3 separate regions of the Homo sapiens genome follow, and all the other regions are linked to region 2. Evidence: chromatin loops called from intact Hi-C (ENCODE). Cell type or tissue: OCI-LY7. All regions are shown on one strand. Region 1 holds the start of LINC02362 (long intergenic non-protein coding RNA 2362). Region 2 holds the start of LOC105377584 (a long non-coding RNA gene). Region 3 holds the start of MYL12BP2 (MYL12B pseudogene 2).

Region 1 (8,000 bases), 120 kb after region 2:
AGGGTTCTCTGCTTTTGTGTGCCAATCCACTAAGTACACTTCTGCCATCCCTAGCCCTGGAGCTGCCACTGCTTGGGCCAACGGCCTACCTACTGCCTTTCTGCCTTTAGGCAATTTTCATTCCTTAGCTAAGGCTTCTGCTTTCCCTACTGTCTTAGTCACTTTGGGATGCTATAACAAAATACCTCAGACTTGGTAATTTATAAACAATAGAAATTTATTTCTCACAGTTCTGGTGGCTGGGAAGTCCAAGATGAAGGCATAAGCAAATTCAGTGTCTGGGGAGGACCTGTTTCTCATAAATGGCACCTTCTATCTGTCCTCACATGGTGAAAGGGGCAAACAAGCGTCCTTAGGCCTTTTTAATAAGAGCATCAACCCATTCATAAGGGCGGAGTCCTCATGACCTAATCATCTCTCAAAGTCCCCACCTCTTAATACTATTGCATTGGAGATTGTGTTTCAATATATGAATTTCGAGGGGACATAAACATTCAGACCATAGCATCTACTGATGCAGTCCTATTCCAGAATGTCTAGGAACTTTTACCGGGCCATATGCCTCTGTCATTACTGGGGAAGTTCTCATCTTCTACTTGATCTGTCACCCAGGCTCAGGCCACTAAGAAATAGCTAGGGAAAACTCTGCTTAATATAGGTGATATGGTTTGGCTCTGTGTCTCCACCCAAATCTCATCTCATATTGTAATCCCCATAATCCCCACTGTTGAGGAAGGGACCTGGTGGGAGGTGATTAGATCATCGGGGTGGTTTCTGCATGTTGTTCTCGAGATAATGAGTGAGTTCTCACAAGATCTAATGGTTTTGTAAGTGTTTGACAGTTCTGCCTTCACGGGTTTCTCTCACCTGCCGCCATGTAAGACATGCCTGCTTCCTCTTTTGCCATGATTGTAAGTTTCCTGAGGCCTCCCCAGCCATGTGGAACTATGAGTCAATTAAACCTCTTTCCTTTATAAATTACCCAGTCTTGGGTATTTCTTTATAGTAGTATGAAAACGGGCTAATACAAGGGGTGACTGGGACCTGAAGTGGCAGTTTTACACTCCCAGCCATTCTCTCTTCAAGGTACACACACCCCTTGAAGCAGGCAGGTGTCTTCACGGGTTCAGGCAGCCGTCAAGACACTGTACCAAGAACACCTCCTACCACCTTCAGAGCCTAATTGGCCCCATCCTCAGGCTAGATTCTTTTCCTGGGATCCCTTCTCTGCAAGCTCTTCTAGCTCTTTTCCCAGGAGCCTCCTCAGCCCCTACGTTAATCTGTTTATGCAAACATAACACAGAAGGCCTGGCCCTGCCCTCATGCCTGGCACAGGTTAGGTTCTGACAAAGCACCTGCCATGTAAGCTCCCTCATCCTGTCCTGAGTGTGAGATTCTAGCATAGGGTAGAAAGATACCAAGAAAGCACAAAAGCTTAACGTTTGTGGCTCTGTTTTATGAATATGTTGAAATATTCCCAATTTCAAAATTGCTGAGTCAAAATGTCATGAATCCCAGGATCTAGTGGGAATTATAATGCAAACTGGTCCACAAGGGAAACTGTATCAACGGCCAGAATGAAGCAAATTAGAATCACTTCAATAATCAAAAGTTAATGTAATTCTACTGGGTGGCTTTATAAAGCTTAAAAAGTTTGTTTGAATCTATGTTGTTTAAAAAACAAAATTGGCCAGCCACGGTGGCTCACACCTATAATCCCAGCACTTTGTGAGGCTGAGGCGGGTGGATCACTTGAGCTCGGGAGTTTGAGATAAGCCTGGGCAACATGGTGAAACTCTGTCTCTACAAAAAACATACAAAAAAATTAGCTGGGCATGGTGGCATGCACCTGTATTCCCAGCTACTACTCAGGAGGCTGAGGTGGGAGGATGGCTTGAGCCCAGGAGGCAGAGGTTGCAGTGAGCCTGCACTCCAGCCTGGGTGACAGAACAAGACCCTGTCTTAAAAAACAAAAATCAAATTGAATTAACTGCCAGCAGGTTTATATCCCCTTCAACTTCTACCAGAAAGGAATAAATTCTCAGCTCCTTTTATGCCACTTGACAACAGAATGAGGCTTGCTCAAAAAAGGGATAGCTCAGAGAAGGAAAGACTAATTTTAGCTATATAGAAACTGGGGTCACATGTCTGAGCTCTGACAGCCTCAGTGGTCAAATCTTGAATTCATGGAAGTCTGGGAGAAGATGGGTACTTTGGAATCAGTGCTCCAAAATATGGATCTTAGCTATTTTATATGCAGATGGTGTGGCTGATATAACTGAGTGCTTGCAATGTACTTCATACTTTACATTATCTTATCTAATTCTCACCTTGCAAGTAAGGTGTCAATACCCCCATTTTATATGTTGAGAAACTTTTTCTCATAGATACAAAGAGATGTGCCCAAAGTCGTCAGCAAATAAGAGCAGACTGAACCCAGGTTTATCTGATTTCAAAAAACGTATTCTCTTCCCACTACATATGTTGCTTTCCCAACTACTCTGGAAGGTATGGGATGCAGATTTCATTCTCTGGATATTCTTACCTTGGATTTTTCACTCCCTTTGGTATTCCTGGCAGGTTTCCTGAGGTGTGACAGACATCCTGAAGAGGCACTCAGCACCCATTCTCAACTCCTTCTGGAGTGTCTTCCTCTACTGCAGAGGCGGGAACTCTGAGAGCCATTTTTCCAGTCTCACTTGCAGCTGGGGTTCTAACTGTGAATTAGGTTCAACCAATTATATGCATTTGCAAGAGATTTGGAAGTCAGAATGGAGGCAGAAGCCACTTCCTACTGATTGGCTGTAAACACTGGCAAGCATGATTGTGGTAACACCGGGGCTTTCTGAAGCCATGTCTCAAAGTTCAGCCACTGATTGCATGGGTGTCGAGAGACATTAAAGTGGTGGTGACAGAACTTTCTAATGAACAGATTTCAGCTAAAACAATGTGTCTTCGGAGTCACTATTCCCAGTGACAGGCTCCTGATTTCCTCCCTTTACGGTGGTGGCAGATGTGGAAGCACCCGCAAGCCGGCTCCTCCAGCCTTCCCAACGACGTTGTAAACACCTGCTTCTCTCTAGACAATGACTTTCTGCTTAAAATAGCTGGCGTGGTTTTTGCTTCCTGCAACTAAGCCCCATTGATATATGCTGTTTTCCTTCTTTCCCTCTAACTGCTGGTTTTCACAACAGCCAACCCCGCAATCGATCCTTTAAGCTCTAAAATGAAAGCCTTGAATATCTTCATCACTCCATATCCTGCTTTGTTTTTCTCCATAGCAGTGATTGTCACCCAAAGATTATTTTTATTATTTGTTGATTGTCCACCTTACTAGGATTTAAGCTCCATTAGAACAGATACTTTGTTTTGTTCACTTCTGTGACAACTCTCTGACATTTAGAAGAGTACTAGAAAATAGCAGGAATTCAGTACATAGGGTTGAATGAACGAAATCTACCTTTCTTAACCAAACACCACATTAAATTCATGCATTAATAGGGTCATCGACAAGATATCCTCAATAACACCTCCTCATGAAACATTTACCTGGGTTTTAAAAATCCTCCAAAAACACAAAATATCATTTGTGCTATGTAACTCAGCATTACATTTAGGTGACATCCCCTCCCAGTTTGCCTGAGACGTTCCTGGTTTTAGCACTAAAAGCCCCATGTTCATGAGAATCCCCTCAGTTCTGGGCAAAAAGATGATTGGTTATCCTAATTAAATATCTTAGTTGCTGAGAAAGGCACTGTAATTACATTACTTTAGATCAATTTTGCAAATAAAAGTTTGAAGACACAAATCCACCTGTGGTCTCCTTCCCATATCAGCTGTGTTGCACAGGATCCCCGGAACCATCAGGTAAAATCCAAGCAATGGCTTTGGGTTGTATTTTATGTTTTTTACTAAAATTTCTATTGCTTGTACCCTGAATATTTCAGAGCTGAGCCTGTGAAATCTTTTCTGCATCTCAGTTACATTCGAAACATGAGCTTCCCAGAGAAAAGATACTGCAGCATAAACATGTGCTCTTGAGTCACAGCACCGGGGAAGTCCCCTTGGGATCCAGCAGAGTGAACTCTGCAGAAAATATGGATCAATGTTAATTCTGGGGATGAATAAAGGCTTAGTCATCACCTTCCCCCGATTAAGGAACGCACTCCCATCTCGCTGCTAACATTATCCTGAAACTTCAGGCAGTGAGTTCCGGTGCAATGTGTGGATTCGAAATGTCAACGCTTCTGAACTGGCATATTAGAGAAAATTTGGAGAATAAGAGTATTCTCAGACACACAACCCAAGCTGCCAGAACATCTTGGATATCCTCTCCCTGATGATTCATGTGGAGAGATGTTTGGGTGTTTAGATTTTAAAATATGCTTCCCAACCAAAAGTGAAACTTAAAGATGCTATCACTCTGGAGTTTTTTTGCACCTGCAAAACAAAAATTTGTGTTTTTAAAATTAACTGTTTTCGCGACACAGTCTGTTGCATGTGATATTGGTGTTTCTCCAGCCAAGCATGTAAGGGGTTAACTGGGCAGCAGTTGCACAATCCCAGCACACTACATTCCACAGCACCAGCAATCTCTGTCTGAACGTGTTTATAAAGCAGATACGGGGAAACTGACCAAACCTCCAAAGGGCAGTGTGCTTACAGGAACAGAAGCACACACACTGCTTTTCTTCTGAAGAAACTTGGTCAGACTCCAGAGCAGGCTGTTTTCAGACTATGTGAACTCTGAAATGTGCTACATCTTGATCCTTCCACGGCACAACCCGGGTTCTTGGATAGACTTAACATTTTTGCTAAAACCAGCTATTAGGCCTGACCACTTCCTTCCTTCCAGGCACTATTTTCGGAAGCAGAGACACAGTGCCTCTGCACCTGTTGTTCGTGTGGCCACAGAAGCAAACCTCTACAAAACCCTCATTTGTCTGCACAGCAGGACCAGTGATGCCCAAGCCCAGACAGGGAATGGGGGTGGTACCAGTGTCCCATGGGGCCAGTGGGGACCCAGAGGCCAGACAGCCTCACGAAAAAGCATCTCCCCCTGACTCCTGCCAGCTTCCTGCATCTCCTGACCTGAAGCTTCGCACGGCCGGGCTCTCCTCTCCAGGCCTGTGGTTGGACACATTCCTAAGGGGGTGAAGCCAACAGTCCCAGCCCTGTTCTTTTGACACCGGGATGGTGGGGCTCTGGGGAGGAGGAGATCCCAGGGATGACAGCCTAGTAGTACCCAACCTTGATTCACATGCTGGGGTGCAAATGAGTGAGAAGCAGCCTCAAGAAGCTGATGGTGTCACCCAACTGCCCTTGGGAGGGGTCCACTGCAGCCTGGGGACAGAGGGAGGTCAGAGTCACGTCCCACCTGCTCTGATAACTCTGGCCCCAGGCACGTCATTGTACTGTGGGATGGAGTTTCAGGGTGAGGTAGGCGGCTGAACGGCACCATGTAAAAACCAGTTTGTGCCTCCAAACCAAACTGGCACTCAGACATTAGCTGTTTGACCCCTGAATGCCAATGAACTCATCTTGGCTACCTGTGTGTAAACCTTTCCCTAGCTTTTGTCTTTTATCAGGAGAAATCTGGCAGAATAGTGGGGGTTCTTTTTTTTTTAACCTTTTATCTGGGCTTATTTGTCCAAAACTACAATAGCAGGGGGCCTTTAAAGCCTAATGAACGCAGGTTACAGAGTGGCCTCAAGCAGAAGGAACGTCTCATGTTCCATCTCTCTGAATTAGGGGCAGGAGGCCAGCTGGGGCTTACCATCTTTCCATTCACATGCAAAGCACTTCCAAAAGCACAAGTTTGAAAACTCAGACTCCTGAAATCAAATCACTCATCTCCTTCACTTCTAAAATCTCTGTCTCAGTAGTGGTTACATGATAGTACGGTACACTTGGGATTTGGGTGGGGAAAGGGTATTGTTTTAGGGTTTTGATGTCCAAAGAATTTGTATTCCATAGCCATGTGTATTTCTTTTTTACAAATCCTTTGAAATAGACTAAATACCACCTTTGGCAGTGGTTCATCAAAACACGGACAAAACAGTACGGTTGAGGGTGGATTTATTTAGATGTGCAAATGGCATTCCAGAAGCCCCTTTCATCGAGGTGTGTGGATGTGCTGGGTGCTTGCAACCTCAAGGCTGGGCAGAAATACATGTCCCTGAATTCACAGTTCACAGCTGTACAGTGAGCCCATTATCAAGGGAGTGACCCAGGTACTGGCTGCAGAGAATGGAAACTATTGTTCCAAAGGCAGTTACACTGAACTTGAACTTGCTATTAAACGCATACGTGCACACACACACCCAAGCCCATCATCAAAGCCTATCAGCTCACACAAATACCAACCAGAAGCATGCGTCCCTGGCACTTCCTCTAAGTGACGACAAGGTCTGAGGCTTGGGTCCAGGAGCTGCCCCAATGCCTTTGTTTTCCTTCCCCATGTCAACCCCAGGCATCCTGAGACTAGCTTGTTTTCCTGCGTTGCTGGCAAGTATCACTTAGAAACAATACAGGCTTTCTCAGAAGGATTTTAAACATGATTCTGTTTTTCATGGCCTTATTGGCAATGGAGTATCATCTCTGGAACTTAAATGGTGCATTTCCAAGTCCTGAATTTTCTTCCACTTGATGGGCCTTGGGAAGTCTAGTTACGCTACAGAAGCAAGGGGAGGGCAGCAGGAATGGCATTCGGGACCGAGATGCAGGAAGAAGCCCTGAGTCTGTGTTGGGAAGAAGGAAGGGGGAGGAGACCTGAGCTACCTTAAACCCTTTGATAACCAGGCCACGTGACTCAGGGCAACCTTCCGTTGCTGTTTTGTTAATTTATTTAAAATAGGATGACTCAGTAAAACATTTTAGATGTAAGTCTCAAAGAACTGAACTTCTCCATTCAGGACCTGGGGGAAGAGCAGGTCTTAACTGAAAAGTCGGGTGCCAAGGAGCCAGGGAGCATCTGTTTCTTCCTGATAACTCCCCTTCCACTGAGAAACTGAGACAGTCAACGAAAGTGCTCCTTCCAGAAGCAGCCCCGCCTCTGTGTGTGGCATTTCAACTACAACGCATCCGCCAGGAAAATGCTCCAGTTGATTTCCATTCAGGGCTGGATAACTTTATGACCGCTAATTATATCTGCAGCCACACATGGAGATAGGCATAAAAATAGCCTTTTGTCCTTTCATTAAAGGAACCTCTTCAAATATTAACTTAGCAATCTCCTCCACAACCCCCCAGAGGTAGTAGGCGGGTAGCAAAGTTTTCATATTCTGATTTTACAGAGTAAGATACTGGGGATGCAGGGGAGGCTGGTGCTGTGGCTTTCTCCAGGCCAAGACTATACCTTCAAACACCAAGTGGCTGATAAAGACTGGTGTTCTTGAAGTCACCCCTTTTATTCCACAAGACAGACCCCAAGTTTTGAGGGCACGGTCTATGTGTAAGGCCTCGGGTCCTAGAAAGACGAGTGACGGACATGGTGTTAGAGCCCAATACATATTTCCTGTTGTGGAAAATGTCTTATCCATGCACCCCTCTAAGTGACATAAACACAAGACGTTTGTCGTACGTGTAAGCCTAAGGATGAAAACAGGAAAGACACAGAGTGGGGTGAACCTTGCTCACAGCAGAGAAGGAAACCAGTGGCGTGGCTAAAATACTCCCCCTCCACAGGGAATGCTCCCAACACAGAGGAAGACAGACATTTGAGATAACGGATATGCTTACAAGAAAAAAGACCCCCTTCATAGCACAGAGAATTGGGCTCAACTTGTGCCCAACTTGTGCCCTTGCCTCTTAGTGCCACTATGAGCCAAGTAAAGGCATCTTCACATTCAGTCTTCATTTCCTCCACATGAAATGGAGATGAATGCCTATTCTACAGCACAAGTGTGATGAATGAAGACGGGAAGTCATGCAAAACGCTCAGCACGGGCCCCTGCTCAGGCGAGCACTCAAGAGAAGAAGTCAACTGAAGCCTCACAGTA
Region 2 (8,000 bases):
CAAGCTATTTTTTCCAGTTATTTTATTATTATTTTAGGAGGATGAGTAATGTCAACATAGGCCAGACACGGGGGCTCATGCCAGCACTTTGGGAGGCCAAGGCAGGCAGTTCACTTGAGGTCAGGAGTTCGAGACCAGCTTGGCCAACATGGTGACACCCTGTCTCTACTAAAAATACAAAAATTAGCCGGGCGTGGTGGCACGTGTCTGCAAACCCAACTACTTGGGAGGCTGAGGGAGATAATTGCTTGAGCCCGGGAGGCGGGGGTTGCAATGAGCTGAGATCACGCCACTGCACTACAGCCTGGGAGACAGAGTGAGCACCTAAATAAAAAAAAATAAAGTAAATAATAATAATCATGTCAATATAAACTATTTCCATAATGCTAGTCACCTTTACATTCCAAGATGATTTTTAATTCAGCAACTTTTTGTTGAGCACGCCCTTTGTATCAGGCATGGTCCTAGGCTCAGGGGATGCCTGACCTTGTAAAGTTCCAAGTGAGTAGCTCTCGAAAAACCACAAATATGTAGATTTTTATGTAAATCAATACTCAGTGTCAGCATCTAATTTCTGAGTGCTCAGATGTAATAATACTCTCCTGCAAGTTGTAAAACAAACTGGTTGGTGAGGCAATAAGGAGGTGCCCCGGTGTGTAAGAGGAAAGGACCCAGCTCCTTTCCTCTTCTGCAGAGGAAGAGGTGCAGAGCTTCTGCTTGCACAAGTCCGCGTTCAATAACACAAAGCAATAGGAGAGGCAAGATTCTGAGGAGGATTCTGAAAACACCATGCATTACACAAAAATGTGAAGCAAAAGATTGCATACATTTGGGTGGATGGTGGGAAGGGGGCGTTTGCTTGCTTGCTTTTATCTTAATTCTCCTTCCAAAATGGAATGTTTTCAGTCTTTGCTTGACTACAGCTGCTCACAGAAAACTTAGGACCAGTTACTTTTTTTTTGAGATGGAGTCTTGCTCTGTCACCAGTGCTGGGTGCAGCAGCACCATCTCAGCTCACTGCAGCCTCTGCTTCCTGGGTTCAACTGATTCTCGTGCCTTGGCCTCCCAAGTAGCTGGGATTACAGGCGTGCGCCACCACACCTGGCTAATTTTTGTATTTTTAGTAGAGATGGGGTTTCACCATGTTGGCCAGGCCGGTCTGGAACTCCTGTCCACAAGTGATCTGCCCGCCTCAGCCTCCCAAAGTGCTGGGATTACAGGCGTGAGCCACCACACCTAGCCCAGTTATTTCCTTTAATTAACAACATAATATTGATGGTCCATAACAAGCCAATAAAAGCAAAAAGACGCCTTGACATTCCACAGATCATAGCTCAATTTGAAACGAATGAAAAACATTTAAATGTAAATTAATTTGGTATGTTTGTAATTATTGTCTAAATAGATGAACAAGCCATATTTTACATATATTTCTAATCAATCAAATGACTACAAGAGAAATGACTACAAGAAAGTCTCTTACCTACTTTTGGGGAGGTTTTTTTTCAAGTACAGTAAGTCCTCACCTAACATCATGAATAGGTTCTTGGAAACTGCGACTGGCAAAAGTACGAATATAGACAAGATTTACGTACAGGTATGTTCATCCTGTGCTATCCGTTATAGAAGAAATATTGGTTATAAAATTATGTTTGTCAATAGATTTAAATATTAGGAAACCATTAAATGTCATGTTTTCAAATGGTAATATCTAGGGACTATACAATATAACGTTTACAAAAATAAACAGGACACAAAACTGTGTTTATAATACAATAAATAAAATGTGTTCTATGTAAGATATATAATGTATTTATTATATATAGTATTTGATTAATATATAGTATATTATTTATATATTATAAATACATACACATATATAGAAAAAAGCTGGAGGGAAATACACTCAAAATACTAACAGTAGTTTTCTCTAGGTGGCGGGATTATCAGTGATTTTTATATTCTTCCGATTGCTTTTTCTATTTTATCGGTTTTTCCACACGAGCCTGAAGATCTGCCAAAAAGGAAAGAATATGTTGGCCAGGCTGACCCAAGTTTTGTGGTTTCTGTGACAATTATACTTCTAATTCTAAAATAATAAACTGACATCATTTTTAACATCTTAGATATTTTATTGCAATAAGTAATATATTCATAATGAAAAATTTGGCAAGTACAGAAAAGTCAGAAGAATTAGGGAGAGAGCTGTGCAAATTTCCACCAGTCAGAAGGAAAGGCTGATACTGACATCCCACAGTTGTCTGAGTCATGGGGTATGTTTGCCATGGAAGTGCCTCATGAGCTGCCACTGGGGAGCCTGAGGACTGGCTGGGTCATGCAGTCTGGGTGAGATGCTGCAACAGAAACCACCCCCCACTACCAACCAACTTGAATCAATCCCCTTGTACATCATTAGAGTTTCACATAACAGTGCACCTGAAGAAAGGCTCCATCCATGGCAAAACAACAACAAAAAAAGCAACCCTTGGTTACCACCATCTTAAGCCTCTTCCCTAAAGCTAAGCATTTAGGTTGCTTCCAGTTTTTCTAACCACAGACTGGAAGCCAGAATAAATGTCTCTGTATAGTCATCTTTGCTCACATTCTGCCTCTGTGATGGAAATTTCAAGAAAAAAGTAACCATCATTTTCAAAGCTCTTGATATTTTCAAACTGCCCACACAAAAATCAACCTGTTTACCTCCCATCAACTTGCCCATCTAACCAAACCCTGCATGCATTGAGCACAATGTAAAACAATCTTTAATCTGATCGATTTAAAATGGAGTCCCTTGTTGTGCCTGTCACATTTTAAGGAATGTGTGTCCCTTGGGGATCTCTTCCAAGAACCCTTCCGCCAGTACAAGCTGCCATCCCGCCAGCCCCTATGTAGAGGACATGGCACCTTCCCACTAAAATGATGCTGGAGTTCTCCAAGTGGACTTGGGCTTGGATTTTCTTCTCACTAGGCTCCCAGGCAACCACATGATTGAACTCGCAGAAGGCCAGGCTGTGGAATAAGCTCCCAGGAAAAATGGCAGAAGCCAGGGTCTAACATACCCCGCTTCCCAAATACTCTAGAGCTAGACTCTGAGAATGGGAAGGCGTCCTGGAGAGCAATCATCTTTGAGGCCTTTGGCTACATAAATTACGGCTTTGACCCCTGGACCGGAAATAACTCTACCAGTTAATGATACAGCCGGGACCCAAACCTGGTGTCCTGGGAGTCTTAGCCCGGTGACTTCCCCACTACTGGCCTCCAACCCTGGCATGACGTCAAACGCAGCAGAAGTGAGTCCTGACCCATCACCCTTCTGTCTGATCACAGACCCTCCACGTAGGGTCCGTCAACATCATCGATATCTAATAACAATAAACAAGGCTTCTTGACCGAGGGGGCGAGCGGGGACTGAAATCTTCCTCAAAGACAGGGCCACAGTATAAAAGCAGAAAGAAAACAAACTGGGAGAGATGCTCCTCAAGCCGGAAGAGCTCTCAGAACTCAATTTTAGAAGTCAGCATGTGAATGGCCACAAGGGGGCGCGCTGTTTCCAAAATCTAGAAACTACAGTCCTAATCCCCGCGCCCCAACCGGCTTTCAGCTGAAATGGCTTCAGCTTTAGAACATCAAAGGGCTTGTGGCAAGGATTTGCTCACCAAATCCACTGGCTCCCATTCAGATTTTGTGCCAACCTACAGTCTACAGCTTGTAGTCACTAGGAGCTAAAGCTTTCAATTTTTGTCCCTAGATTATTGTTTTAAAAGTAAATACGGTACAATGGAGAAATACATACATGTGTGACATATATATACATATGATAATACATCATGTATATATGTATGTATACTTAAAACAAAAACACAAGTTAAAAAATGTGTATTATCAGCAACAGAATTTTAAATATATTTTAAACATATACAGTACATATTTAATATACACCATATAAATAGAATATAAAACATTTTTAATGTTTTAATATAAAATTATATATAGTACATATTTAAATATTTTTAGGTATATAAAATACATATTTATTGTATTTATATAGCATTGTTTACATTATATATTTAAAATTCTTTCTGTTGAGTGATAAACACATGCTTGAAAGCTCAAATTATATTTAAAACACCTATTAAATATATTATTATATTTATATGTACAGTAATATAATAAATGTATTTTATATATAATAATGATTTAAAGTACTTGTTTAAAATTCTCTATTGCTGAGTGATAAACACATGCTTCGTAACTTCTCTGGTTCTGTTTTATTCATTATAATCCTCAAAAACCCTGAAAGAAACAGAATAACCTTTTTATTGACCCACTCAAGTTATTTAATTTTTATGTTTCCCTAGCCCATATCTGTTCACGTATAGCTGAAAATAAAAAAGAAACGGTGGATTGAAATTGAAGGGAAATAGACAATAGTTATTGTTCCTAGCTTAATTGGGAGAGAAAGCCAGAGTAAAATAAGAGTCTATTGCAGCTAAGAGGAAGAAGTTCTTTAGTCTCAACCAAATATGTAAATATAACATCTCTCTTCTAATATTTTTAGTGCTAATTCCTAGTATAGAGCTGATTAAGGGTGGGGGAAGCACATATTTAATGGCCATTATTATGCTATTCTGAGGAAAATTCTCTCAGTGTCTAATATTTTAAAAATGGGTTTTAATTAGATCTTATCAGCAACCCTAAAATGCAACTTTTCTCACCCTCCAGAAAACAAAACAAAACAAAACAAAACTCACACCATCCCCAAAACTAGGCTTGATGAATAACCACATGGAAAATATGGAAAGATGTTTCATTAACCACACGGCAGATGGAACTAGGTGGGAGGAAAACCTACCACAGCTTCTCTTAATGGCATATTCAGGCTTTACTTCAGAAAAGGGAAGCATCTAAAAAAGATTGGAAGAATTTCTCACCACTCTGCAGGCAGCTGTCTCCTCCCAGCACCCAGGACCTGAACTCAGAAACTACCAGCAACACAGACGTGAGTCATTCTTGCTGCTATGCAGTTACCCTTAGTGCTGTCCACCCCTCGTCCCATCCCTCTTTTAATCTATATTCATTCAGAGAAAGGAGCTTAAAAAGCAAGCAAAGAAAAATCACCTGTGCGGAAAGTAGAAGAAACTGCTGCTGGCTCATCGCATTTTAGGAAAAACAATGCGCACGAGTAAAGCAGTCTTAGTAAGAGAAGAGTAGGAAAGAAACACGCTTAGCAGCATGTTAGAAACTAGTTTCTCGTGCCCTCCTTGGACTCAGAATACAATACCAGAGAACAATCAGATAAGGCAGGAAAAGTTAGAAGTTTGGGGAAATAGAGCTTCCGTAGGCAACTGTGAGGAATCAGGAACAGGCTGGGAGCAGGCACTGCCCACCTGTCCTACCCCGAGAGCACCAGGATAGGACTCCACACAGGAGGACCGGACCTCGATGATGAGCTCACCCTCGCTCTTAACAAGCACTGGCTCTCTACAGATGTCACTTCCTTTAAGGATGAGTAAATAAGGGAGGAAAAACTCTATGGGGCGGGGCGGGGTCTGGGAGGTAGTTTTTTGTAAAGCTACAGAAAATAGGAAAGAGACTTCATCTCAATGATTTAGAAGACTTTAGAAGACTCTAAAAATAATCTACAGGAGGACCCAAGAGATCCAACACGCTGGACTCCTCTATAGGATATCAAAAGGTATAACCTATATTAAACAAACAAAAAATCATAAGGAATAAGTAAAGATGAAAATTACTAATATGTGATGAACCAATGCTTTTAACAAATGTTTATTAAGAACCCATTATGAAGGCCTGGCCCAGTGGCTCACACCTGTAATCCCAGCACTTTGGGGGGCCAAGGCAGGTGGATCACTTGAGGTCAGGAGTTCGAGACCAGCCTGGCCAACATGGTGAAATGCCGTCTCTACTAAAAATATAAAAATTAGCTGGGCGCGGTGGCACATGCCTGTAGTCCCAGCTACTTGGGAGGCTGAACACAAGAATCACTTGAACCCAGGAGTTGGAGCTTGCAGTGAGCCGAGATCACACCACTGCACTCCAGCCTGGGCAACAGAGCGAGACTCTGTCTCAAAAAAAAAAAAAAAAGAGAACCCATTATGAGGCACGCACTGGGCTGGGCTGGAGAATCCAGACATGGGTAGAATGGACAAGATGCCACCTTTGAGGCAGCTTACACTTTGGTGAGGTTCACAGACAATGCACTAATAAATAATTCATAATGATAATTGCTAGTAATGAATCAAACCAGGGGCTGATTGGGGGCAGGTAGTACCTACTCAGATAAAATAGGCAGGAAAGGCTTCTGTAGTATTTCATCTGAGCCAGATATGGAAAGCAAGTCATGTATATTCCTGGCAGAGGAAGCAAATTGCTTTAAGGTGAGAAAGAGCTCCACATGCCTGAAGAACTGAAAAAAGACCCATGTGCCTGGTAAATGGCACAGCTGAATTTGGGGACATAGGCAGTGTCAGCTCATGCAGAAGCTTCACAGCTGGGAAAAGTGCTTTGAATTCTTAGTACAAAAGAAAGCCACTGAGAGTGTGAGTGTGTGTGTATTCAGTATGTATATGTGTGTGTGTATGCACATGTATACATCTGTACACACATACACATGCACACAGTTGACCCTTGAACAGGTGCCAACCCCCACCCGGCAGTTGAAAATTCACCCATAATTTTTGACTTCCCTAAATGTAACTTGTTGACCAAAAGCCTCAGGTACTCTGTTGATTGAAAGCCTTACTGATAACATAAACAGTTGATTACTTCATAGTTTGTGTGTTATATGCATTATATGCTGTATTCTTACAATAAAGTAAGCCAAAGAAAAAGAAATGTTATGGAGAAAATTTAAGGAGGAGGAGGAGGAGAAGGAGGGCTGGGTCTTGGGGTCTCCGGGGTGGTAGAGGCAGAAGAATATCCATGTGTAGGTGGACCTGCGTAGTTCAAACCCATGTTGTTTGAGGGTCAACTGTACATACACATGTTTAAATGTCTGCATAAACATCAATAACTCCAGCTACAGCATAGAGAACAGACTAGGAGGAGCAATGGGGGGGGGCGGCAAAAAGAAGGGTGAGATGGTGGCCCCGTGAACTGAAGTGATGACAGTAAAGATGGAGACAAAATGACCTTGAGAGAAATATTCTAGAGGTTGAAGCAACCTCAGCCGTGGATGGACGAGAGGAAGGCATAAGGAGCAGCAAGGCATCGGGCGTGATTTGGGTTTCTGGCTTGAGCAGCATGGCAGAGGACCACGAAAGATGGTCAGAGAGGCTCACAACGCCATAGCGAAACCGAAACCTCATTACAGGCAGCGAAGGCAGAACTGCAGGCGCAGAAAACAGAACTACGATGCCGAGGGCAAACCAGAGAGTCCCCAGCACACCGGGAAACAGGAACAGAGATGACAGTGGTGAGAAAGAAGGCGGCAGAGAACGCAGAGCTGCCTTGTGAACCAGATTGGCATTTCTGAAAAAGAAACCAGAGTAACTGAAGAAAAACAACAGTCAGAAATTTACATGCAGTTCCCAGAAATGAGCACCTGCGTCTAAAAGTGTCCACCCTTTGCCAAGGAAAATTAGAATCCAAAGTATGACTATTTCCTCCAGAAACGCTTGAATTTCCTAAATGAATAATCAAAAAACAATTTTAACGTACTTGTAGAGAAAAATGCAAAGTCAGTGTGGCAATTACCAGGAGACAGTGGAACTGTGTCTGTATTTTGAAGCTTAAGTATGACTCATGAATTCTACAGCAAGCCGATCTTGTTATTCATGTGAGCAAGCAACAAAAAGATATTGTCACATCTACAAGAACTAAGAAAATGTACCATCTACATGTCCTTACCCAACTCTATCTAACAAGGGTGACTCCAGAACAAAGTTATGACATAAAAGGAGTCAGTAAGAATATCTTAGATTTAGTTATAGAAGTAAGTCAAAAAAGTTTTCTGAAGAGACTTTAAGCAAATGAAATGT
Region 3 (8,000 bases), 49 kb after region 2:
GGATGGATGGATGGATGGATGGATGGATGGATGGATGGATGTTATAAATCTTCATTAAGGCAGCATCAGGAGCTTCACTCTGTGAAGTGAACAAACAAAAGTAAAGCATCAGGGGTGCCTGCTTTGCCTTGCCACTTACTGTCAACAATGCCTAAGGCACACGATCCACATGATCTGCTGCTGTGTTTTCAGGGTGTTGTCTTGGTTTTTGTCTGTTCATTTGTTTGGAGTTTTGGTACCTCTGGCCGCAGAGGTGGAGGACGGACGTGTAGCCCTCTCTCGATGGCACACAGTCACTATAGGGCTGGGCAAGGCCCTTCCCATGGTTTGTTTTTTATGGACTTTTACTCTCCTCACCTCCTCATGGGTAACCATTGGAATGTGTTTATGTATTTTTATTTGTGCCAATTCTTTAAAAATACAGTGACTTTATGTGTGTATTTTTAATTTTCCTAAGGAGTGTTCTGCCACGCGTCTCTTGCTGTTTCTTACCCTTTTCACTCAGCACTGAAATGTTCAGATCCACCCACGCTGCTGTGTGCACAGGAGGCCCGTGGTTTCTAAGCATTCCTTTGGTGCAGCCACACCTGCGCCTATCTATTCTCCCCATTTTGGTTTTTTAAGGTACAACTGACAGTAACTTGCCAGGTTAACCAATCCTGTTTCCAGGGATTGGAAAAAGAGGAGGCACTGCATCTTCTTAGCCCTGAGCCCTGGGAAGAGAGGTAGAGGTCAAGGAGAGGTCAGCCCAGTCAGGCCAGCTCTGTCACCACTGGTCCCCTTGGGCAGCGGCAGCACCCGGCTCTGTTTTCTCACCTGCAGCAGAGTCAACAATCCCTGCCCCACCGACCTCAGGGCGGATATGATGCTTCCAGGAAACAATAGGAGAGGAAATGGCTGTGAATGGTGGCCACGGCCGCACGTGGGCCCGCAGCCTGCCCCAGTCCCTTCCTCAGCTGCCCTGCAGCCACCCTGGGTGCTGGAAAGGAAGTGTGTCGTCCCTAGCCACAAGGAGGCACTCACTCTCAGGGTCATGCAGTGAATTGTTACGTCCTGGGCACACCTCTGCCTCCCTGGTTACACTGTCCTGCTCCTCATTCAGGGGCTGTGACCTTCCTAGGGGCCGTAGGGATGTGCATAGGCCCCTCAGGCATGAAACCCACCCCAGCTTCCTGTCGATCTTTGCCAGTGTCACCCTTTCCCTTCCTTATAACCCCCTGCCACCATTTCTATTCATGTGATAACTTTCTAACCTGGTGTTGGGGAGCAAATGCCCTTCCCCGAGTCCCACACTAGGGATATTAGGGATGTTCCAGAGAGACTGGTGGCAGGCTTTTAGGGTCATTCCAGCATGTGGCGTTGCTCAGTCCAGCCCCATATTCCCTCAACAATAACAACAGCAGCAACAGCGGCAACAAGCAGTGAGAACATGAACTCCATGTTTAAGCTAAAAGACATCAAAAATGCACGCAGCCCAGGTGTGCACTGGCCTCCCAGCTTCCTCCAGCAAAGACCCCCAGGAGCAGCGTGCTGGGCCTCTCTGCTGTAGGCAGAAGGGCCTGAACCAAACTTCCCAGCGTTGGCCGAGCCCTCCCAGGGACAGGCATTGCCCTGGCGTCTGTGCTCACTGGGCCCAGGGAATGTTTCTAGTCGGCCTCACTGCCCAGCATTACTGATTTCTTCCCAGGCCTGTTTTTCCCAGGAGCCCATGAGCTTCTGGAAGGCTGCCACGAATCATGTTCTTCCACTGCTTAAAACCCTTCAGTAGTTCTCCCCTGCCCGCGGGACAAAGTCCAGTTTTCCTCATTATGACACAAAGGTGCTCCCTTTGAAACCAGGGCCTTCCTTTCCTTGCAGCTTCAGCCCTGCCAGTCCCCATTCTTGCTCTGTGCTGTGTCCATAGTTATGTTCTTGAGGTTTCTGAAAGGAACCACACTCTCTCTTGCCTCAGGACTTTCCCCCATGCCTTTTCTTCAGCTCCAAACATCCTTCCCCACCCCTTCCTTCCCACCACTTGGGTAATTCTGACTTGTCCCTCTGGTGTCAGAAGTCCCTCACGGTTCACAGGAAGCCTTGCCTGCTTACCAGGCACAGGCAAGTTGCGCTGCCCAGGTGAGCACATGCAGTGTGCACCTGTGCGTCCTGGTGCACCACGGCCCCCATCCGGCTACACCACAAGCCTCAGGACAATGTGTCCCCTAAAAACTCATATCTTAAAGTCTTGTCCCCCAGGGTGTGAACTTCTTTGGACATAGAGTCATTACAGAGCAAATCAAGCTACAATTAGGTCATTAGAGTGGCCTCTAATCCAAAAACCTGGTGTCCTTCTAAAAGGGGTAAATGTGAAGAAAGACACTCAGGGAGAAGGCCATGTGAGGATGAAGACAGAGACTAAGGTGAGGCTTCTACAAGCCAAGAACCCTAGAGATCACCAGCAAACCACCAGCTGGGAGGAAGGCGCAGCTGTCAGAAGGAACCAACCCTGCCAATCCCTCCATCTGGGACCTCCAGCCTTCAGAACTGTGAAACTATCAATTACTGTGATTTCAGCTGCCCTATCTGTGGTGCTTTGGTACCCTAGAAAACTAACACAGGCAGCAATGATGTCTTTACTTCTTTATTTTTTTCGACTTCATCTACAGAGCTTAGCACAGCCATTGGAACAAAATTGGAGCTCAGTGCACAGTTATTGAAAGAAAAATTTGTACTCTGGAGAACAAGGAGGAGACGTAGTTCCTGCACCCAAGGATCTCATGCAATGAGAACACAGAGCAGGAATAAGATAACTCAAAGTGTGTGCATAATGCCAGGTTAGACAGACAGACAGACAGCCAGGCCACTGTGAGTGCAAGTCCCTGTAAACCAAAAAGAAAATTCTAAGGCCCCCAACCATCTGAATGCATGGCCCCTCAGCCAAGGCATTCCAAAGTTAACCTATAAAACTAGTTCAGGTCATGAGGGGAAGGGGGAGCCAGACGTGCGTCTTGATACCCTCCTTCCTTTAGGAATTACTGATAGAACAGCCTCTTGATACCCTCCTTCCTTTAGGAATGACTGATAGAACAGCCTCTTTAAGTCTGAGTAGAAACATTTATGACCTATTCTCTCTGAAGCCTGTTACCTGGAGGCTTCATCGGCATGACAAAACCTTAATCTCTACAACCCCTTACCATCACCCAGACATTCCTTTCTCTTGATTCCAGGTCTTTAGATAATAACTCAATCAACTGCCAGTCAGGAAGTCTTTGAATCTGACTGTGACCTGGAAGCTCCCCCTTCCGGTTGTCCCAACTTTCCAGACCAAAACAATGTACATGTTACATGTATTGATTGATGGCTTATGTCTCCCTAAAATGTATAAAACCAAGTTGTAGGCCCACTACCTTGGGCACATGTGGTCAGGACCTCCCAAGGCTGTGTCCTGGGCATGTTCTTAACCTTGGCAATATACAATCCTAGATTAACTGACACTTGTCTCAGATACTCTTGGGGTTTACACCCCTTACTCAGATGGGGGCAGGCAGTGCCTGGCAGCAATCCCGGGAATCTCCCAAAACCTAGATCTTCAAGTACAAGCTGGTCAAGCAGAAGAGAGAATTGGAAGAAACAGAGGAAACAAAGCACAGTGGACTATTTGTGTACCTTCAAGTAATGTGCTGGGAGAGAAGCTGGGACCAGTCGTGAGGGATCTGGTAAAACCTGCCGAGTCTGGGAACCAATGAATGAACTTATTAGGTGGGTCCTAGAAATTTTTCTCTGGCAAACTGAGGATACATTTCAGGGGGTTATGAATCACCACCAGCATGCTCTCTGCTCTTCATGGACATCAGAAGCTGGGGGAAAGCTTTCTTTGTGAGCCCCCAGCCTCAAGGGCAGGCAGTTCCTGGGCTGAGCCTCACTGGTGAAGCCTTTATGTGTGATGCGGGAACTGCCCACACACCAACTCCTGTTTTGCCCTTTTAATGGGCAGCATATCTCCTCAGAAGATGTGCCGCATGACCATTTTTGAGCCCACACCATCTTCACCCTCCTAGAATCTGCCTCTGATTCTTGGAATTTGGGGAAAACCACAGGTTTTTCATCATTTCTCAAAACTACTAGTTTGCAGCAGCAGTTCTGTGAAGGTGGGGAAGAAGCTGAGGACACCGGTGCCATGTTTCTGTTCTTATTCACATTTCTCTGTTCTCTGAAAGCAAAATAATGCAAAGCTATAAAGACCATCAGGGAGAATCAGAGCACAGACAGGATTCCAAAGGATGGAGGCTGCCCCCGACAAAACCCCTCCCCAAAGTGGGGAGGGGGCAGAGAAGAGGCCCCAAGATGCCAGGTGCTTCCCTCTGCAGCACAAGACACACTATGGGGTCTGCGCAAAGACAAAACATCGATTTGGGTGCAGTCTTCTTGGTCTCATTATTTTTATCATCTCTCAGAGGATGTGTGGTTGTCCCGATTGCTGTGCTCAGGACAGGAAGGGAAAGCAGAGGCTAACATAACTCACCCGGTCTGCAGGACAGAGGAGGAGAGCAGGCTGAAGGCCTATCCACCTCTGCACGCATCAGGCGGCTTCTGCATCCTGAGACACCCTTCCTGAATCGACACTTGGGCCCAGCCTGGCACTGGGCCCCATAGACGCCAATTAGATGGACGTGGTCTCCACACTGCAGGTGTTCACAGTACTCACTTGCTCCTGCAGACCCCAAATGCCAGAGAACTCATTTGCTGACCTTTAGCTGATGACAGGGGCTGGAGTTGACATTTGTATCAACCCACTGCATGCCTCAATGGGTCACCCTTCTGTGAGCAGGTGCTTCAGAGGCACAGCAGGACAGTCCTGGAGGCTCACCACAAAGCAGGGCCACCACACGCATGGGGAGAACTAGAAACCGATGACTTGGAATTTCCCTGCTGTTCTGGGTGGGCTTTGATGGGCTTTGCTCTGACTTCCTCTCTTAGACCTCTGGGCAGTGTTGCTACTGACGCAATAGAAATCAAGCATCCTGTTTCACTCCAGCAGAGGCTGCATTGCAGCAATGAGGGGTGTTTGCCCCATACCCAGAGAGGTGCTTCTGGGGAGCGAAGGCCCATAGCAAATGGGCAGCTAGCACATCAGGCCCAGGAGTCTGCTGCGTTGCAGAAGCTGCTGAAGTGTTGGCCCTGCCCACCTCCCAGGACACCTGTGGGAATGCGGGAATTCCACAAATTATGGATTCTAAGCCCCAGGAGATTTAAAAGGAAGGGAGAGGGAGAGAATGAGAATCGATGCTCTATTATTTGATGAGTTTGTAGGCGAGTGTGTGAGAGCAGAATGTTGAGACAAGACTTTCAACTTCGATGTAAGGAATATCTATTAAGCCCCTGCTGTGTGCCGGGGCTGTGTGTGATGCCTAAAGAACAATTGGCAACAGCCTCTCAAGGTGTGTGTGTGTGTGTGTGTGTGTGTGTGTGTGTGTGTGTGTGTGTTAGCGGCAGGTATATATCACAAGTTCAAAAGGGAGTGTCATAATTGTATTAAAGAGAAAAAACTACCACTGCTGGATTTAGAGTTATGAGATCTGGGTTTGAGTCCTGGTTCTACTTATCAGCTGCTTCCTTGAGTGTCCTCTCTATAGAATAGGGATCATAGCTCTTCCGAACATCACAGGGTTTGGGAAGGTAGAAAAAAGAAAAGGGATGCAAAAACACGTGGGGAAAAGGAACGTGGTTCCACAGCAAGAGTGGGCCCTCGTGTAAACTATGAGCTTTGGGTGATAATGGTGCATCAACATAGGCTCCTCACTTGTAAGGGTCAGACCCCTCCGGTGCCAGATATCGACAGCGGGGAGGCTGTGTGTGTGGGAGCAGCGAGGAACTCCCCGGACTTTCTGCTCAATTTTGCTCCAAACAAAAAATGGCTCTTAAAAAAGAAGTAAATTCAAAAGAAAAAAGATATAAAAATACATAATCCATTTGAAAAAATTACAATCATTAAAAAAGAAAAAAAGGAAAATGGAAAACTACTATAGACATGGTTTGAGTTGATATAAAGCTTTGATAGAAAGGCACAAAGAAAATGGCCTAAGAGTTGAAAGCCCAGTGAAATCACAGCTCACGAGGGGTACTTGAGAGAAACTAGGGGAGAAAGTTTTAAGACACAGTCTCCAGCAGAATGGGCTGTCATGAACCCATGGAGTAAGAATTGGGGTTAGGTCGGGAGGAGAACAGCTGCCTTTTCATATCATCCATCCCTCTGTCAGTCACCCTAGGCAAGAAGCCATCCAGAGAGACTCCGAGGCCAGGGACTGAGTGTGCTCGCACACCTTGCCCTGAACCTGCACTTGTGTCCCTATTTCTGCCTGTGCCGCCATAACAGATACCACAGCAGGGTGGCTTAAACAACACCGGTGCATTCCCTCTCGACTCCGGAGGCTGGAAGTCTAAAATCAAGGTGTGAGCTGGACGGTGCTCCCTCCAAAGCCCTGAAGGGAGGACCCTTTCTCGCCTCCTCCAGTGTGTAGTAGCCCCAGGAGGTCCTTGGCTGTTAGCAGCATTGCCCTCATCTGTCTCACATCTTCTTCCCTCTGTGTCTGTCTCCACATGGCCTTCTTCTCCCTGTGAGCACCTGTGTCCAAATTTCCTCCTCCTCCTCCTCCTCCTCCTTCTTCTTCTTCTTCTCCTTCTTGTTTCTCTTCCTCCTTTTCCTCTTCCTCTTCTTCTTCCTTTTTCTTCTTCCTTTCTCCATTTCCTTCCCTTTCCCCTTCCCCTTCCCCTCCTTCTCCTTCTCCTTCCCCTTCCCCTTCCCCTCCTTCTCCTTCTCCTTCTCCTTCTTCTTCTTCTCCTTCTTCTTGTTCATCTTCTTGTTTTTAGAGTGGGGTTCTCACTCTGTGGCCCAGGCTGAAGTGCAATGGCACAATCATAGCTCACTGCAGCCTCAAACCCCTGGGCTCCAGCAATCCTCCTGCTTCAGCCTCCTGAGTAGCTGGGACCACAGGCATAAGCCAGCCACCATACCCTGGTAATTAAAAAAAAATTTTTTTTAATTGTAAAGATGCAGTCTCACTATGTTGCCTAAGCTGGTCTCAAACTCCTGACCTCAAGCAAACTTCCTGTCTTGGCCTCCCAAAATGTTAGGACTACAGGCGTGAGCCATCATGCCTAGCCAAATTTCCCTTTTCTTACAAGGACAATAGTCTTTTGGATGAAGGCCCACCTTAATGACCTCATCTTAATTTGGTTACATCTGTAAAGACTCAATTTCCAAATAGGCCACATCCATAGGTACTTCAACCTATCTTTTAGGGGGATAAAATTCAACCCATAACAGTGGACTAGAGTAGTTCATCCCCTCACCTTGTCCCTGAGTGCCAGGCAGAGAGGAAAACCCTGGTTTAGAATTCTGAGACCTGCATTTGTATCTGAGTCTTACTAGCTGCATGACCTCGGACAAGTTACCCAAACAGTGAGCCCCAGATTCCACATCTATAACAGAGATCGTAATGCCTACAACACCTTCTCCCCACCGTTGATGTGAAGATTCCATGAGACGGTGTTAGTGGATCACTTTGTAAACGCTAAAACTCCAGGCAAACATCTATTGTCATTTCTTCAAACGAAGGGCCCGGCTTCAACCACGTGTGTCTACAAAAAAAGGGGGCAAGTTTCCATCAATACTCTAATTACAACCAATTGCATGCATTTCCCGTCTGCCCACATGGGAAGTTAAACCCCTCAAAGCACCTTTCTATTATTTCTGGGGGTTCCCCTGGGCTGTGTCACACGTGTTCTGGAATAGGTTCCCACGTACCTGAGCGTCTGCTCTTCTTCCCCGCTCCTGAGCGACCAGGACTGCCTTCCCAGCTGTTGGCACTCCCAAGATGACCACTGTTCTGGTGCCACTGAGTCCCCTGACTTAGGCCTTGCAGAAGGAGCACGCGCTCCCCACCTTCTCCTCTGCTCCACCTCATTCCTCTCCGCACCCAGCTTAAGCTGGGCTATAACCTTTAACCAGGCATTGTTTGAAGTGT

What was found. A loop is a pair of places that touch in the nucleus more often than their neighbours do. Peaks named below come from ENCODE experiments on the same cell type or tissue, not always from the same donor. Only the 100,000 strongest peaks of a DNase experiment are listed, where the experiment ranks them.
Region 1: it touches region 2 in a loop (4-fold over the local background); 29 of 110 quality-filtered maps call a loop at or near these places.
Region 3: it touches region 2 in a loop (3-fold over the local background); 8 of 110 quality-filtered maps call a loop at or near these places.

Annotation. Positions count from the first base shown.
Region 1 is chr4:184,379,589-184,387,588 of GRCh38, forward strand. LINC02362 (long intergenic non-protein coding RNA 2362) reads right to left here and starts at 2,718. Exons shown (of 6, transcript NR_125934.1): 1 at 2,546-2,718. RefSeq lists enhancers at 2,927-3,016, 3,490-4,689, 4,507-5,266, 6,785-7,543. In OCI-LY7, no CTCF peak of the experiment used is centred here; DNase peaks (open chromatin) are centred at 2,843, 3,083, 4,843, 7,923 and 1 weaker place; H3K4me3 peaks cover 3,220 bases; H3K27ac peaks cover 793 bases.
Region 2 is chr4:184,260,792-184,268,791 of GRCh38, forward strand. It overlaps LOC105377582 (a long non-coding RNA gene), which reads right to left. Exons shown (of 6, transcript XR_939552.3): 5 at 4,207-4,293; 6 at 1,838-2,014. It overlaps LOC105377584 (a long non-coding RNA gene), which reads left to right and starts at 4,855. Exons shown (of 2, transcript XR_007058414.1): 1 at 4,855-4,999. RefSeq lists enhancers at 3,784-3,853, 5,032-5,111, 7,012-7,501, 7,107-8,000. In OCI-LY7, CTCF peaks have their summits at 3,532 (motif pointing right) and 3,734; DNase peaks (open chromatin) are centred at 3,580, 6,540, 7,360, 7,750 and 1 weaker place; H3K4me3 peaks cover 3,194 bases; H3K27ac peaks cover 4,075 bases.
Region 3 is chr4:184,309,462-184,317,461 of GRCh38, forward strand. It overlaps MYL12BP2 (MYL12B pseudogene 2), which reads right to left and starts at 4,868. Exons shown (of 3, transcript XM_047416561.1): 1 at 4,844-4,868; 2 at 4,499-4,687. The coding sequence starts at 4,868. RefSeq lists enhancers at 2,283-2,342, 2,373-2,442, 4,359-4,860, 4,779-5,048, 5,179-5,338. In OCI-LY7, CTCF peaks have their summits at 1,013 (motif pointing right) and 1,218; DNase peaks (open chromatin) are centred at 1,010 and 4,960; H3K27ac peaks cover 1,156 bases.